Linked DNA regions of Homo sapiens: region 1 is linked to region 2. Evidence: chromatin loops called from intact Hi-C (ENCODE). Cell type or tissue: PC-3. All regions are shown on one strand.

Region 1 (8,000 bases), 110 kb before region 2:
TAAGAGCCGGATCCAATACAGGAGCCAGGGCACATTTCAGAGGGAACCAAGAACAGAGCCCAGAGCTCCCCCGAAGCCCGGCTTATGACGAGGAGGTGTGGCTGTGACACAGCGCTGACAAGGCCAGTGCCTGCCATGAAAGCAACCAGTCACGATGAGAAAAGCAGCACAGGGGAAACTGAGGCCAAGACCTCCATGGGGAGCTGGCCGAAGACCACACCGGGAAAACTGAGGCCAAGACTTCCACAGGGAGCTGGCCCAGGACTGCACCAGGGTAGCTGAGGCCAAGACCTCCACGAGGAGCTGGCCCGGGACTACACAGATACTCTGAGACCAGACACCTCGCGCCTGAGCCCCCGTACGGGCCCTGCCTGTTCAACAGCAGGAGCTCTGACCTGCCGGGGGGCTTCAGGAAGGGAAATCTGGAGGAGTGCCTATGCAGGACCAAGGCCCAGCCACTCTTCCCTGCAGGGGCTCATGTCAGGCACAAGGAGCCCAGGCTAAGGGTGCATGGTGCAGCATGGGCCACAGAACCAAAAACGTGGGCAGGCCAGTGTCCATGGACAGGGACATAGATGAAAACGGTGAGCAACAGAGAGTGGAGTATCACACAGCAGTGAACAAGGAACGGCCTGTACTCGCCTGTGCCCGTTCGCATGTGGGGGCATGTAAACTTACCCACAGCAATGCGGATGTATGTATACATATGTAACTCTTAGTTTTAAGTCAACTTCTTCTTGCATGTATAGTCAAAGCATAAAGCACTTTACAAAGCAGGTACTTACCAACTTCACATTATAGTGATTATCTCTGGGGAAGGGATGCTGGGAATGAAATTGGGGGAGTTTATATGAATACTAGTGTTGCTTTGTTTTATTTTCTTTAAAAAAGATCAGAAGAAAACAAGTTAAATTTTCAGGTGTTTCTGTCTTTTTCCAAGTAGTTGGCAAATTACTATAAAATTATTCTCCATGCTTTTCAGAAAGGTAAAAATATTCCCTATGTAAAAAGTGAAAATATGTATTAAACTTGAGTGTTCTAGATATATAGGAATCCGTTTTCTTCTCACAGTTGTATAGTTTTCTGACTGATTTTATTTTATTTTGTATTTTGCCTGGACCTAATTCCCGTTGGTAACAAGCTGTTTTTAAGCCTTTTGGAAGATTCTCTAAGCACTAACTAGTGTGCCGAAATCACACAAAACTTGGTCATTATAGGCAATAGAGGCAGGTGAAGGTCATAAGCCAGTGTCTGAGGGCAAGTAAATCAGGGGGCTCCCTCCTTTCCCATAGTGAGGCACTCAGCAGCCGACTTACTATATTAATAGTTGCTCAGTGTGAGTGTGTGTGCTGTGTGGTGTGTGGGGTGTGTGGTGTGTGTGGTAGGGTGTGTGTAGTGTGTGTGATGTTTGTAATGTGTGGTGTGTGTGGTTTGTGCTGTGTGGTGTGTGTGTGCTGTGTGGTGTGTGTGGTTTTTGTGGTGTGTGATATGTGTGGTGTTTGGTGTGTGTAATGTTAGTGTGTGATATGTGTGATGGGTGTAATGTGTGGTGTGTGTGGCATGTGATGTCTAGTGTGTGCTGTGTGTGATGTTTGGTGTGTGTGATGTGTGGTGTGTGTGATGTGTGTGGTGTCTGGTGTGTGATGTGTGATGTGTGGTGTGTGTGTGGTGTGTGATGTGTTTGTGTGATCTCTGGTGTGTGTGGTATGTGCAGTGTGGTGCGTGTGGTGTGCACAGTGTGTGATGTGTGCATGTAGTATATGATGTGTAGTGTGTGTGGCGTGTGTGGCGTGTGGTATGTGTGACGTGATGTATGTGGTGTGTGTGGTGTGTGTGATGTGTGGTGTGTGTGGTGTGTGGTGAGTGTGATGTGTCGTGTGTGTAGTGTGTGGTGTGTGATGTATGTAGTGTGCGTGGTGTGTGTGGTGTGTGTAGTGTGTGGGGTGTGTGGTGTGTGATATATGTGGTGTGTGCTATGTGAGATGTGTGGTGTATGGTGTGGGGTGTGTGTTGTGTGTGTGGTGTGTATGGTGTGTGATATGTGTTGTGTGTGGTGTGTGTCTAACAGATTAGCATGAACGCATGTTTGTAACAGACTCAGGAGACCTGATGGCACTGCACAGCCCAGGTGAATTAGATAAATGTTGGGTCGACTTGGGCCCATGGAGAAACATCCCCAATAGCTTCTTGCTAACGTCAAGTCAGAGTTCCGAGCCTGAAGTGCAGCCTGGAGGCCACACCGTGGGGATTTAGAAGGGAGGGAGGACAGGGCAGGGAGGGTTAAGACTGAAAGCGTGTGGTTCAGGCTGCACAGGTGTTAGGAGCTCAGCAGGTGGGTAGGAGCCCCCTGATTCAAGCGCAATTGACCGGGAGGCAGCTGGGAGCCCTGGTCAAAGGGGACAAAGAAAGGCACCGCAGGGCTGGAGGAACCGGCAGTGGTGCTGAATGTGGCACTGGTGTGAGCAGACAGACCTGGCCCTCAGAGCCTGATGACCTTAGAGCCACGACACTGAGGGACGTGGAAAAAGGCCGCGCTGCACAGATGCAGACCAAAGCATTTCAGTAGTGATAGGTATTTTGTTGTTTCTTATAAAACACTTCCTAGAATCCATCTATATCAATAATTTTATATATATCTTTAAAAGTAGATAAACATGTGAAATATTTGTCTTATACATATTCTGGCATCAATAAATTAATATGAGATTCCTTTAATTTTTACAGTAGATAACAGAGACACATGAGTTAATTTTATAGGATAACCTAGGAGTGCTATTAAGTCACAATTATATGAATTCTTTGTTCAGAACTAGTGAATTTAGAAAGTTTTCTGTTTTTCATTCATGTTTCTGTTTTAAAAATTATGCATTTTCATTGAAAAATGTATATGCCAAACTTAAAAGTACAAAGAAAAATGAAACAAAACCCAACAGTAATAGTACAAGCATGATAAAATTATTGGTAATATTTTGTTTTCTTCTACATGCACACACACACAATTTTTAAAGAAAAACGGAATGCTTGTATGCACACTGTTTTGTACGCTTTTTATTAACAGACTATGATTAATATTTATCATACCTAAATATTTTTCTAAACATGATCTGTACATAGTTTGCATTATATGAACCATGATTTATTTAACCAACTCTTATTTCCAACTCTGGCCAATAAACAGTTCTTCAGAACACCATTACAGATAAATATTGTGTTCATTGTTTATTATTTGATCACAATAAATTTCTGGAAGTTAAATGGCTAAAATGAAATATAAGAACATCTTTGACATTCATACCATATACTGAGACTTCCAGTTATCATACTTAGGAGTGCCTGAGACCAACAGTGTTAGGCCAACACTGGCAATGCATTTTTAATGACTTTACAAATGTTTCATGGTCTATCATTGTTTTAATCTGCTACCTAAGATTACTGATAATATGGAACAATGTTTTTCACGTTTATTTATTTGTATTTCTTCTTTAATAAAGTGTGTGTTCTGATCTTTGAAATTTTCTTAAAATTAATAAAAATTTTAAATATTTTATTTAAAAAGCAAAATATTGTTTTGTTAAAATATTTAACAGGAATAATGGTAGTTTCTGAAATCTACACCTTCACAAATAATCTCCAAAAATACAAAACAATAATATGAATCTAAAAAGAAAAGGAAACACTCAACATACTGGACACAGAATTATCTCAAACTTAAAGTCACTTCTAAGTAAGAAAAAAAATTTTTTAAAGGAAGATTTTTGTATGCTTCTTCCAAGAGTCTTTGCAGTGAGCAAAGGGGCTTACAAACAACTACAGAGAAGAAAGAAGAACGAAGCTAGCATCAGGCTAAAGATTGATTTAAAATCACAGTCCTAAAGAGAAAAATCATCCTAAATGTGAAAATAATGAAAAGGTATTCTGATATTTTAAAGAAGTGACTGCAGTGGAAGAACCTTAAGGTGAGTATAATTTGAAGGGCAGTCTTCAAAATGCATTGCTTGTGGGGGAGAAGAAAGCAAAAGCACTAAGGGAGAGGCACTCTTTGGGAGCTGATATAGGGGAAGAAAAAAAATCAACGTTTCAAGTCCCACGTGGTCAAAGAGAACACAAGCCCTCCCTCTACCACCAGCAGTAGGAGCAGCAGAAATCCATTAATGAAACCATGCTTAACTGCATGAACAGAAGAGGGTGCTATTGAACTAGGAATCTTATAAACCACCCTCAAATCTATAAAATTAATTTTAAAAATATGTTAATTTCAATAAAGCTACTACATTAAAATTAGTAGTCCAAAAACAATATTCAGTTTGCTCTTCAAACCCCCAAAAGAAACATGAAGCAGAATAAAATTTTAACCTAATATTTCAAACTACATTAATTATCCTTAAACAATTATTTGTGAGATATGAAAACATCTAGACACTGTAAAACAAAAATGAAAAAAAAAGAGGAAAAACCACAATGAGTATGAAATGACAGTTGATTGAACACAGGATGAAAATGCTGAAAACAAAGTTATCTCAGAAATAGAAAGCAAAGTAAAGTGCACCATGGAAAATAGCCTAAAATGAAAATTTACCAAGATGTATTGAATAAATGTAGGGAAATACAATGAAAATGAGAAAATGAAGAAGCGAAAATGATTATGGAGAAAAGGTTGAAACAACATACATATAATTGGAATCCATGAAGGCAAAAACAACAAAGCTATTTAATATAACGAATATTTAAAATTATAATCTGAGAAAACCTTCCCAAAATAAAAGAAGCTATTAGTCTATGTATTTAAAGATACACTAGATTAATAGGAAAAATTGACCCAGATAGATCAACAACAATACATCCCAACAAAACTCTTAGATCTCAAGGAAAAAAGTCTTCAAAGCCTTCAGGTCAAAAGATCAAATAATTTACATGGCATAATAATGTGTAAGATAATAATGAAGCATAATTAAAATAAAAAAGAAAATGTAAAGCAAAAAAATTATATTCAGCCAAGACTTTCTTCAAGTTTTAAACATACAAGAACTTAGGGAATTCTGTATACTTTGGAATTTCTTGAATAACATACTAAAGGATAACCTTCATTCACCAACAAATATTTGTAAAAACGTCAATCAATGGCCAATGGTGTATTGTTTACATATCTAATTAGAAAGCTAAGATTACAACAAAGCTAGGGACAAAGATGGGAAATTAATGAATACATATGAAAGTATTTAATTTCTCAAAAAATCATACTATATGGGATATATTTAAAGCAGCAATCAGAGGAAAATCCATAGTTCTTAATGTTTTTTCAATACAAATAAAACAATAAAATGAATTAAATTATCAGCTCAAATGTTTAAAAAAGACAGCAAAGTAAACAAAGAAAGCTCAAATGAAGAAATAATATAGATAAAAAATGAATAAAGTAGAAATTAGAAAAGTAGTAGCCTTCATTAATAAATAATAATTCCGTATTTTTCAAATGAACAAAATACACAAATCACTACCTAACTCAAACAAGAATAAAGGACATACACATACGAAGTGAGCTATAGACATAGATACAGATATAGATGTAGATGTACAGATACACATGCACAAAGAGAAATAAGTATTGAAATGAAATTATTAAAAAATAAACCGTCAGAGAGTATTTTGCAGGCCTCTGTAAAAATCTATTTCATATGAAGAAACAAACATGAGACAAGCCAGAGAAACACTGAAAAACCAAAAAAGTCACTCATGGTGGTAGTGGTGGAAATGGATTAGTTCTACCAGACATTAAAACATGCCATGCAACCTCTATGATTTACATAGTGTGGTACAGGTACATAGATAGAAAATAGAACAGTGGGATGAAATAAATTTCCAGAAATAGACCCCAAAATACAAAAATTTAGTGTACAATAAAGATCCTATCTCTTATCACTGAAACAAAGATGGAGTTCTTAATAAATGTACTGGAAAACTAATTTTCCATTTGGACAAAGGTAAACTTGGATCTTTATTTTATGCCATACACAAGAATAAACTACAAATGTATTAGGAAACTAAATGTAAAAAAGCAAAACCATACATGCACTAGAAAAAAGAAATGAGTAAATTTCCCTTTAACATGGGTAAGAGAAGATTTTGTATCTACAACTAAAAATTGAGATGTAATAAAAGGTTGATAAATTGGATTATTCAAAATATTTTCACAAGTTCATGACAAAACACTATAAACATATTAGCAAACAACCAGAAAGTATTTGTGACATTCTCAGAAATTGTCATTATTTGACCTTACTCAGTGAGAAAATCCTTATTTTATGTCCAGGGAATCTATTGAAAATAATCAATGGAAATTGTTACAATTGCACTTACTTAAAGAGGTGATACCAGTGTTGCAAACAAGAGGATGGCCAAGAATCTTACTAGGAAGATCTGGGAAGTAAGATGTCCACAGGGCATTGAGAATCATCTGCACGCTCCAGGGAATATAGACAGCTATGTGACTGCAGAGCTGCGTACAACTCAGAAAAGACACAAGTCCCCATTTCTTACCTTAGGCTGATCCTGAAGCTCTTCACAAGGAAAAGGGGAAGGCCAAGGCATAGACGTACAGTCACTGTGTTGAATGACAGCATGTCCCATCTCACATTGGAAGCCCCTTTGCAAAGGGTGGGAAACATTGATGAAAGAGGCTTAAGAAATCTTGGTTGAATCATTTGCTAACAATGAAGATAACTGAGCATGACTTCTGTGTTCACACAAAGTGGGGAACACGCACTTTACAGAATTAGACCAGGAATATCACTGACAAGCAAATAGCAACAACAGCAATGATGGCAACCACAACAAAGAGCAACAACACCACACAGATTGGGAGCTTTAGTTTCCAGAGTGGACAAATTTAAAAAATATATGTATTTAGTTTTAACAAAGAATTATGAGGCATGCATATAACACAGGAAAGTATGGCCCATCCCCAGGAAAGCAGACAGTGGAAAGAAACTGTCCTGAGGAAGCCCAGATGTTAGATTTACTAGACACATACTTTAAATGAGATATAAGTCTAATAAAAGAACTAAAGGATATCATGTCCAAAGAATTAAACAAGCATGGAGATAAATGGCTCACCACATATATAATACCAATGAAAAAAAGAAATTTTTTAAATTCCAACTCTAGAGTTGAAAAGTTTAATGACTGAAATAAAATCTTGCTAAAGTGATTTAACATCATGTTTGAGATGGAAGAAGAGAGAATCAGCAACCTTGAAGATATTTCAAGTGAGATTATTCAGTCCAAGAAAGAGAAAATAAAAGAATGAAGATACATAAATAGACTCAGACTTTGGGGCACTTAGTCAGTTCAGCTGCTATAATGAAATACAATAAACTACGTGGCTGAACAACAACAACAATTTTATTTCCCACAGTTCTGAAGGCTGGAAGTCTGAGACCAGAGTGACATCGTGGTTGAATTCTGGTGAGGGTCATCTTCCTAGTTGCAGGCTGCTGACTTCTTTGTAACCCCACATGGTGAAAAGTGCACTGGCCAGCTCCCTGGACTCTTTTTATAAGGGCACTCATTCAGTTCATGAAGGTTTCATGCTCATCACCTAATTCTCCCAAAAGCCCCACCTCTGAATACCATCAACATATGAATTTGGGGGGATGGAAATATTCAGTTAATTGCATTTTGCTTTCTTGCCCCACAAAATGTATGTCCTTCTCACATACCAAAGACATTCATTTCATTCCAACAGCCCAAAAAGTTTTAACTTATTTCAGCATCAAGTTTGCAATCTAATGTCCAAAGTTTTATTAAAATATTATTTAAGTCAAATATAGGTGAGATTTGAGGTACACTACTTATTCTGAGGCAAAATTTCTCTGCAGTGATAAATTCATTAAATTAAGTATGTGCTTCCAAAATACAATGATGGGACAGACATAGTTACCCTTTTCTCCCAAAAGGAAGAAAAAAGTGGCGATGGGTCCCAAGCAAGTCCAAAATCCAACAAG
Region 2 (8,000 bases):
ATTATCGGCCTTTCTTCTTTTCTACTACACACATTTTAATACCATACATCACCATCTACATAACCGGGTGCACCTCACCCCATCTGTCACCTCTGGTCCTGCACTAGGTCTCTGCAATCTGTGCCTGATACAAACCAGGGTGGCATTTTTGAATTAAATATAATCATGTCCTGTCCCTACTGAAACCCTCCAAGTTTTCTCCAATTCTCTTGAGCTATATAATCCAATGTCCTTCCGTTTCCTAAGAAACCTACATGATCATATGATGCCCCCTCTCCAGTGTCCCTGAAACCCCCCGCTGTGGTGGGGATGTTGCTCTCCCTTGGCTTCCTTTGGCCTGGACTGTTTTCCACTTAGTTGTCCCACGACTTCCTTTTTGTCCTTGATCTCATCTCAAGGATCCCCACCCCCTTCCATCATGGCCCCGGCTTATTTCTTAGAGAGCTGTCACAATCCGCAGCTACCCTGCTTCATTGTGTTTGTGTGTCTTTATCATTTAATTCCTTCTTAGAGAAGGTCTGCTCCCAAGGGAGGAAAACATTTTTATTTTTCTTACCTCTGTTTGTTTTACCACCTCTTATGTGGTAAGAGAAACAGAGGTAAGAAAAATAAAATGTCAGTCAGCATTTGCTGATGGGATAAATGAATGAAGCCAAGCAGTGTCTGAGGGGTCTAAGGGCCTGGTGCCCACAGACAGTGCTGTCAGTCGTCTCTTCACCCACCAGTCCCATCACGGTCTCGTCTCAGTTTTCTTCCTCTGTAATTACTGAATTGAGTGAGTTCACCTTTGAAGGGATAGCTGCTAATGACATCGCCAGATACAGAAGAACATCATGAAGTTATAGAAATATGCAGATGCAGGTATTCCTTATCATCAATGTAGGGTGCTGGGTGCTCCAGGGAGGCCTAGGAACATGGATGGGTCTGGTCCTGACCCCCAGTGCCCCAGCTTCTCACAGCACATGGTGCAGAAAAGCACCTGAGGGTCGGCAGCCGAGCGGGGAAGCAGCAGACACAGGCATGCGCCTGGGAGACTCGGCAGATACCACAGGGAGACTTGAGCCCGGCCCCCAGGGATAGCAGCAGGCACTCTGACCATCTGCATGCATATCTATCTGTATTTATTTATTTTGGGACAGAGTCTCACTCTGTCGCCAAGACTGGAGTGCAGTGGCGCGATCTCGGCTCACTAAAACCTCTGCTTCCTGGGTTCAAGCAATTCTCCTGCCTCAGGCTCCTGAGTAGCTGGGATTACAGGCGTGTGCCACCATGCCCAGCTAATTTTTCGTGTGTATTTTTAGTAGAAACAGGGTTTCATCAAGTTGGCCAGGCTGGTCTTGAACGCCTGACCTCAACTGATCTTCCCACCTCGGCCTCCCAAAGTACTAGGATTACAGGTGTGAGCCACTGCGCCCAGCTATGTGTTTATATTTATGTGCATTTCTGTATTAATTCGAAGTGACTCCCTTAGCCAAGATTCCTGCCACTCCTTTAATGTATGACTCAGGCACTTTGTCCTTGCTTCAGTGACTGTGATTTAGGTGCCTTTGATTGGAAGTTGACTGAAAGTTCTTGTTACAGGCGACAGACCAAGGCCGAGACTGAGAAAGAGACAGGAGAAGGGAGGGGAAGGGCAGAAGTCCACAGCTGGGAGCACAGGGATTCGGGTGACTTATGCTGGGGCCTATTTCTCGTTCATCCCTACAACTGGCTCAGGTCTCTGTGTTTTCCTACTGACATCATCTTCCTCATTACACATCACGCTGAATTTTTCAGTATGTCAATTCACGTCACTTATTTTAATTCCATCCAGTTGCGTGTGACAAACCTGAATATCCCATCCATTTCGTGCCCAGGTTTTTAGACTTTTGCTTCCAGGAGCATTTCCCAACCTTGCTGCTTGTGCACTGCGTGCCTTGGTCCCAGGCTGGAGCATCGTGTGAATGAATCTGTTTCCGGCAGGCATGGGGTGAGGTTTATATCAGCCTTCATTAAGCAGTAATCACAGCCTGCCGCTAGACGCACATTTCCCACACACATGGGATTGCAGGAAGCTAACATTCGCCTCTTCTGTTTTATTTTCTGCCACCCTTGCTTGAAAGTTCAATTCATGAGTAATATATTAGGTGGGAAGATAAGTAAGGTTTATCCTTTAGCTAACATTTATTACAATAATAACAAAGTACATACTATACACCTCATTGTTTATAATTGCAAAGTACTGAGGTTACCTATTTTGATGAAAAATGTCTTAAAACATTAAGATTTTAAGCATGATTACGTCCATATTACTAATATTTTAATTCTGCTACCTTAAATATCTATCATTGACACATTAAATATGCTATTGCAGGAAAGCTGATTTAAAAAAATCACAGCTTTAAATATATATTATATTATTTCACAATGGCTAAAATTCCTTTTATATGTTGAGGTTGCTTTTCATTACTCATGAGTCAAAAGAGCTTTATAATCCTCTTATTGACGGTATCTTTAACTTTTTTAAATGAAAATTTTAGCTGAAGGTGAATATATTTTGCTTAAAAAGTTAACATGGACAATAATACCTCATGTCCCCAATTGATTTGGCCTTGGCATATGACATTTGCTATCTCTTCAGTAAACATATTTGTATAATATCGAGCATATTATGCAATACATATAAGTGTATTTAGCAATTAAGCCAAATAAAATTATGCTTGTTTTAACAGTTCATACCAGTTTTCACATCTAGCTTTGTTGGATATTTTTTACAGTTACGGTTACTTTTAGGGCTGGAGTGAGGTCTGGCTGGTGTACGAATGATCCGTCTTGTTAAAATGAAGAAGCACGAATTACTCAGTGAGGCGTGGCCAACTGTGTTTTTAGAGAAAGTCCCCCGGCGCTCAGGGCTTTGTGTTTTCTGGAATGCGAGGTGACAAGCCCGGTCCCAGGTGGCCCCGGACGCCGCTGGCTGCCACTTTCCCCGCCGTCCCCAGCTGTTGGAGCCGAGGCGGAGGGATGGCGCCGTCCGTCCCAGGAGGGAAACGGTGGCCCCCAAGGCCGGGACGCAGGTGGCGCTGCAGTCGGAACTGGGATGTGGACCCCCGGCCCGGGACGCGGTTAAAAGGTCCAGCAACCCCACAGGCCCGTGGGGTCTGCGCTGCTCCAGGCGCCCGGATTCACCGTCCAGCCGGGGCCCTGACCCCGGGTCCGTCCACGCGGCTGCGATGCTCGGTCATCCTGGCTCCGGCCCACCCCGGGGAGACAGGCCCCTCACCGGCCCCTCTGAGGAGCAGGGCCAACACGCCGCGGGCTCTGCCGGCCCCGCAGGCCTCGGGTTCCATCGCAGCAGCGTGGCCTGATGACTCCATTTTGTCGCTGCGGAGGAGCCGCACCGAGTCCACAGCGCCAGTGCGGGGGAGCCGCGCCGGGGAAGAGGGAGGAGGCGCGTCCACAGCAGCCTCGTGTCTCCACATGGGACGTTTCCTCGGCGGGGACCCGGCGCGCCCAGGGGCTCAGGCTCGCTCAGGCCTACGGAGGCGGGTGTATCCGCGTCCGGCCCGACTTGTGAGGAAACAGCACACGTGAAGCGAGCGGAGTCGGCGCAGCCTGGAACAGGGTGAATCCGCAGAGTCCTCGGCCGCGCATGGCGGCTCTGTCAGCTCCAGGGACACAGGGACCGTCCCCGGGCCCATCAGCGCAATCGGGAGGGCGTCCGTGTGCCCACAGGCCCAGCTACACCTCCACAAAGCTGGGAAAGACGAACACGGGCCACCCTCAGCCACCTGCCCGGACCGCTGCGAGGCCCACGGGAGGGAAGACGCGCCCTGGCACGCGGTGTGGTAACCGCCCTTGGACGCGGCGGCGCTTTGGGCGGGAAGAACCGCGAATTCCAGAACATTTGGGATCATTTGTTAAAAGAAAAATCCTCGGGCGCCACCTAGCGCTGACATGCTGCCTAACTCTTCTCAGCCCTCATTTTAGAGAACGGAAAATGAAGCCCAAGTTATTGACTATAAAATGGGAAAAAACTAAAACATTGCAATATGCAGATTGCATCACACATATTATCTTAGCAGGTTTTCTTGCACTTGCCTTGCAGATAAATAGGACATATCTAGGTGGTGCTGTGTCCAATAAAATAACACATCTGAACTCAGGTAAGGAAGGGTTCTCTCAACAGGGAGAGGTTCCAGCCAGGAGACCCCGAAGCGTCTCCCACTCAGGAAGACATGTGCTTCTCTGATATGAGAAGGAATGACCACCGCCAGAGCGACGCCCTATGGGGGAGGATGGGCGAGATGGTCAGCGGGAGGGGTCTTAGGCTGGGGTTAGCAGACGCTTGGAGAAGCAGGCCAGGGCTTGCTACTCCCTGTACGGAGCACTGGATGGCTCCGTCACTGTGGGTGTCTCGTCCACCGTGGTCAGTTACTTGTGAGACAAGAACAGGGAATTTGGAAGGTCTGAGCTTGGCCTGCCCGGGTAGAAAGAGGACCCCTGGGTCTCCTCTACGACCTGCGAGGAAGGTGATCTTCGCAGGGAACCATTTCTGGAACGTGGAGGGTGGAGCTTCTTGACCATCCTTTTGCAGGGCCTCGAAACTCAAGTGAAGTTCGGTGTCAGTAGAAACTCTGTGTTGCTTCTACGCATGGCTGGACACATGTGCTTCTAGCCTTGGCCACTTGATTCCTGGTTGTATAGGTTTTATGTGTACAGTCATGCATTGCTTAACGCTGGGGGTACATTCTGAGAAATGCATTGTTAGGCAATTTTGTCATTGTGCAAACATCAAAACATCATAGGGTATATGTGAACAGAGTCTAGAAGTTACAGCCTATGACACACCTCAGCCATAAGGTGTAGCCTCGTGCTCCTAGGCTACGAACCTGTACAGCAGATGGCTGTGCTGGAACTGCAGGGAGCTGTAACACAGTGGAGAGTGTGTATCTAAACATAGCTACACGTAGAAGAGGTGCAGTAAAAATATGGTATAAAAGATAAACATGGTGCACCTGTATAGGGCACTTACCACGAAAGGAGCTTGCAGGATGGAAGTTGTTGCTCTGGGTGTTGGTGAGTGAGTGGTGAGTGTCTGTGAAGGCCTAGACTCTCAGACATTTCTGTCCACTACTGTTGACTTTATATACACTGTACACTTAGGCAACACTCAGTTCATCGCAAATATTTCTCTTTTCTCAATAATAAATTAAGCTTAGCTTAACCTTAATGAAATAACTTTTTACTTTATAAACTTTTAAGTTTTTAATCTTTTTGACTCTTTGTAATAACACTTGGCTTAAAACACAAACACATTGTACAGATGTACAAAAATATTTTCTTTCTTTATATCCTTGTTCTATAAGCTTTTTTAATTTTATTTTTACTTTTACTTTTTTTAACCTTTTTTGTTAAAATCTGAGACACAAACACACACATTAACCTAGGCCTACACAGGGTCAGGATCGTCAACATCACTATCCTAACCCTAACCCTCCACATCTTGTTCCCTGGAAGGTCCTCAGGGGCAGTAACACACATGGCGCTGTCATCTCTAATGCCTTCTTCTGGAATCCTCCCCGAAGGGTCTGCCGCAGACTGTTTGACTGTTAACCAGTTTTTTTTTTTAAGTAGAAGGGGTACATTCTAAAATAATGCTAAAAATATAGTGTAGCAGCAGTCCCCAACCTTCTTGGAACCAGGGACTGGTTTTGTGGAAGACAGTTTTTCCATGGACCAGAGTTGAGGGGAATGGTTTCTGGATAAAACAGTTCCAGCTCAGATCATCAGGCATTAGATTCTCATAAGGAGTGCACAACCTAGATCCCTCTCATGCACTTTTCACAACAGGGCTCTCACTGGATTCTCCTGTGAGAATCCAGTGCCGCTGCTGATCTGACAGGAGGCAGAGCTCAGGCAGTGACACTCACTCACATGCCATTCACCTCCTGCTGTGCCACAGTTCCTAACAGGCCACAGGCTGGTACTGGTTTACGGCCTGGGGATTGGGAACCCCTGTAGAATAATAGATACATGAAAGAGCGACACAGTCATTTATTATTAATCATACTGTACATAGTTGTGTGTGCTACACTTTTATACAACTAGCAGTGCGACAGGTTTGTTTACACCAGCGTCAGCACCCACACGTAAGGAAAGTGTTGTATTGGGACCTTAGCATGGTTACAATGGCTGCATCTGTCCTGGGCAGCAGGGATTTTCAGTATATGCAGCCCATTCTTTACCGAAATGTTATGTGGCCCATGAACACATATGCGTATGTATAGATATGACGAACTGTCAGTAGGTGTGCACAAAATTAGGAACCTCTAATCTCCAGAGAAAACAATCCCTACTTTTGCTCAAAATAAAGAAGCACAGGTTAACTAAGACATTGACTTGATGGGGAAACCCTGGTTGTTCCTCTCAGTCTGGCAGTTCTAGGGTCTTGAATTAATGAGAACATCAACTGTGTGAGTTAACATTGTGAGTACACAGTCCTCAAATGGATGCCAGGAAGAACCCAAGAGCTCTGCCCTCTCTCCAGCATCCCCCGTGACTGTCTCACCCGTGGAGACACCGGGCTTGTATCTTTAATGTCTGCTGTATTAGCTGGAATCATTCCCAAGGTGCTGATTTTGTAGAATACAAACTGTAGAATATTGGCAGTCTCACCTGCAGAGAATCAAACGAGTGAGCCGCCAAGGTGCTGTTGAGGATTGCATGTCTGCACCCACAGCCATGCTTGTGACTGCCAGGGAAGCTGGAGGCCACCAAGCCACAGAAAAACAGTGGAACGGAGCCTTTTGGATCTGCTCACAAAATATGGCAACTCTTAGAAAACAAACAAAACTGTGAGGCACAGTCACATTAACCTGCACCCGTGAGGGCATCTCAGTTCTTTGTCTTAAACGCCCCAGAGGAGATGTAAATGAGGGTAATTGACCAAATCCCAGAACTCTTGGCTGGAACTAGGTGGTTCAAAGACATTTTTGGATGAGGTTCTTAAATTCTAATAAATTACTCTACATTTAGAGGTGCTAGTAACTGGGCCTCATCACAAGAGTGAACCCCAGACCTCGCAGGATGAGAGAGACAGTTAATTTTGACAAAGAAAATGCATCTGAACATTAATGTTGTCAATGTCCTAGAATTCCAGGTGTCTTTAATTTAGTCAGCATGTGAAACAAACTTTCTATACATGGTTTTATCTTAACACACAAGCTAAGTCTCCAAAAAAATCTCAGGATTGCAATTAGCTCAAAGAGCTTAAGCTAATCAAATAGCTTTTAAAATTAAGTTTTAATGCCTGCTGCTATATTAATGTGCTATATTTCTGTGGCTGAATCTATGCACATTTTAGAGATTCATTGCTTAAAGTTGTGCTTCCAAAAATTACCCAAAGAAAATTTCACATATCCATAGACATAGGCACACCACCCACCACATATATACACATATGCACACAAGCTCACAGACACCAATACACACACATGAACACATATACAGCATGCACACATATACACACTTGTACACAGGTGCACACACACCCATATATGCAGATATATACACACATGCACATGCATACTTATACACATTTATACATACATGCATATGTGCACACACACCCATATTCACATATACACACCCATATGAACATGTGTATGTATACAAATACACATACACAATTGTACACTTTTATACATACATGCATGTGTGCACACACCCATATAAACACACATACATACTACCTACACATGCACACACATACACACTTTTACACATTTATGCATACATGCACATGTGCACATGCACCCATATAAACACATATGCACCCACATGAACACATATATACACACAAGCACACACATATACTATTGTACACATTTATACATAAATGCACATGTGCACACACCCATACACACACCCACATGAACACACATATATACATACATGCACACACATACACACTTGTACACATTTATACATACATGCACATGTGCACACACACCCATGTACAC

What was found. Hi-C counts contacts between places; a loop is a spot of excess contacts. Peaks named below come from ENCODE experiments on the same cell type or tissue, not always from the same donor. Only the 100,000 strongest peaks of a DNase experiment are listed, where the experiment ranks them.
Region 1: it touches region 2 in a loop (11-fold over the local background); 29 of 110 quality-filtered maps call a loop at or near these places.

Annotation. Positions count from the first base shown.
Region 1 is chr2:525,429-533,428 of GRCh38, forward strand. No RefSeq gene overlaps it. Among named protein-coding and RNA genes, the nearest start is that of LINC01875, 16 kb to the right of the region's middle. RefSeq lists enhancers at 1,888-2,410, 2,411-2,932. In PC-3, a CTCF peak has its summit at 4,191 (motif pointing right); a DNase peak (open chromatin) is centred at 4,133.
Region 2 is chr2:633,243-641,242 of GRCh38, forward strand. No RefSeq gene overlaps it. Among named protein-coding and RNA genes, the nearest start is that of TMEM18-DT, 40 kb to the right of the region's middle. In PC-3, a CTCF peak has its summit at 3,940 (motif pointing left); DNase peaks (open chromatin) are centred at 1,549, 3,909 and 4,739; H3K27ac peaks cover 2,132 bases.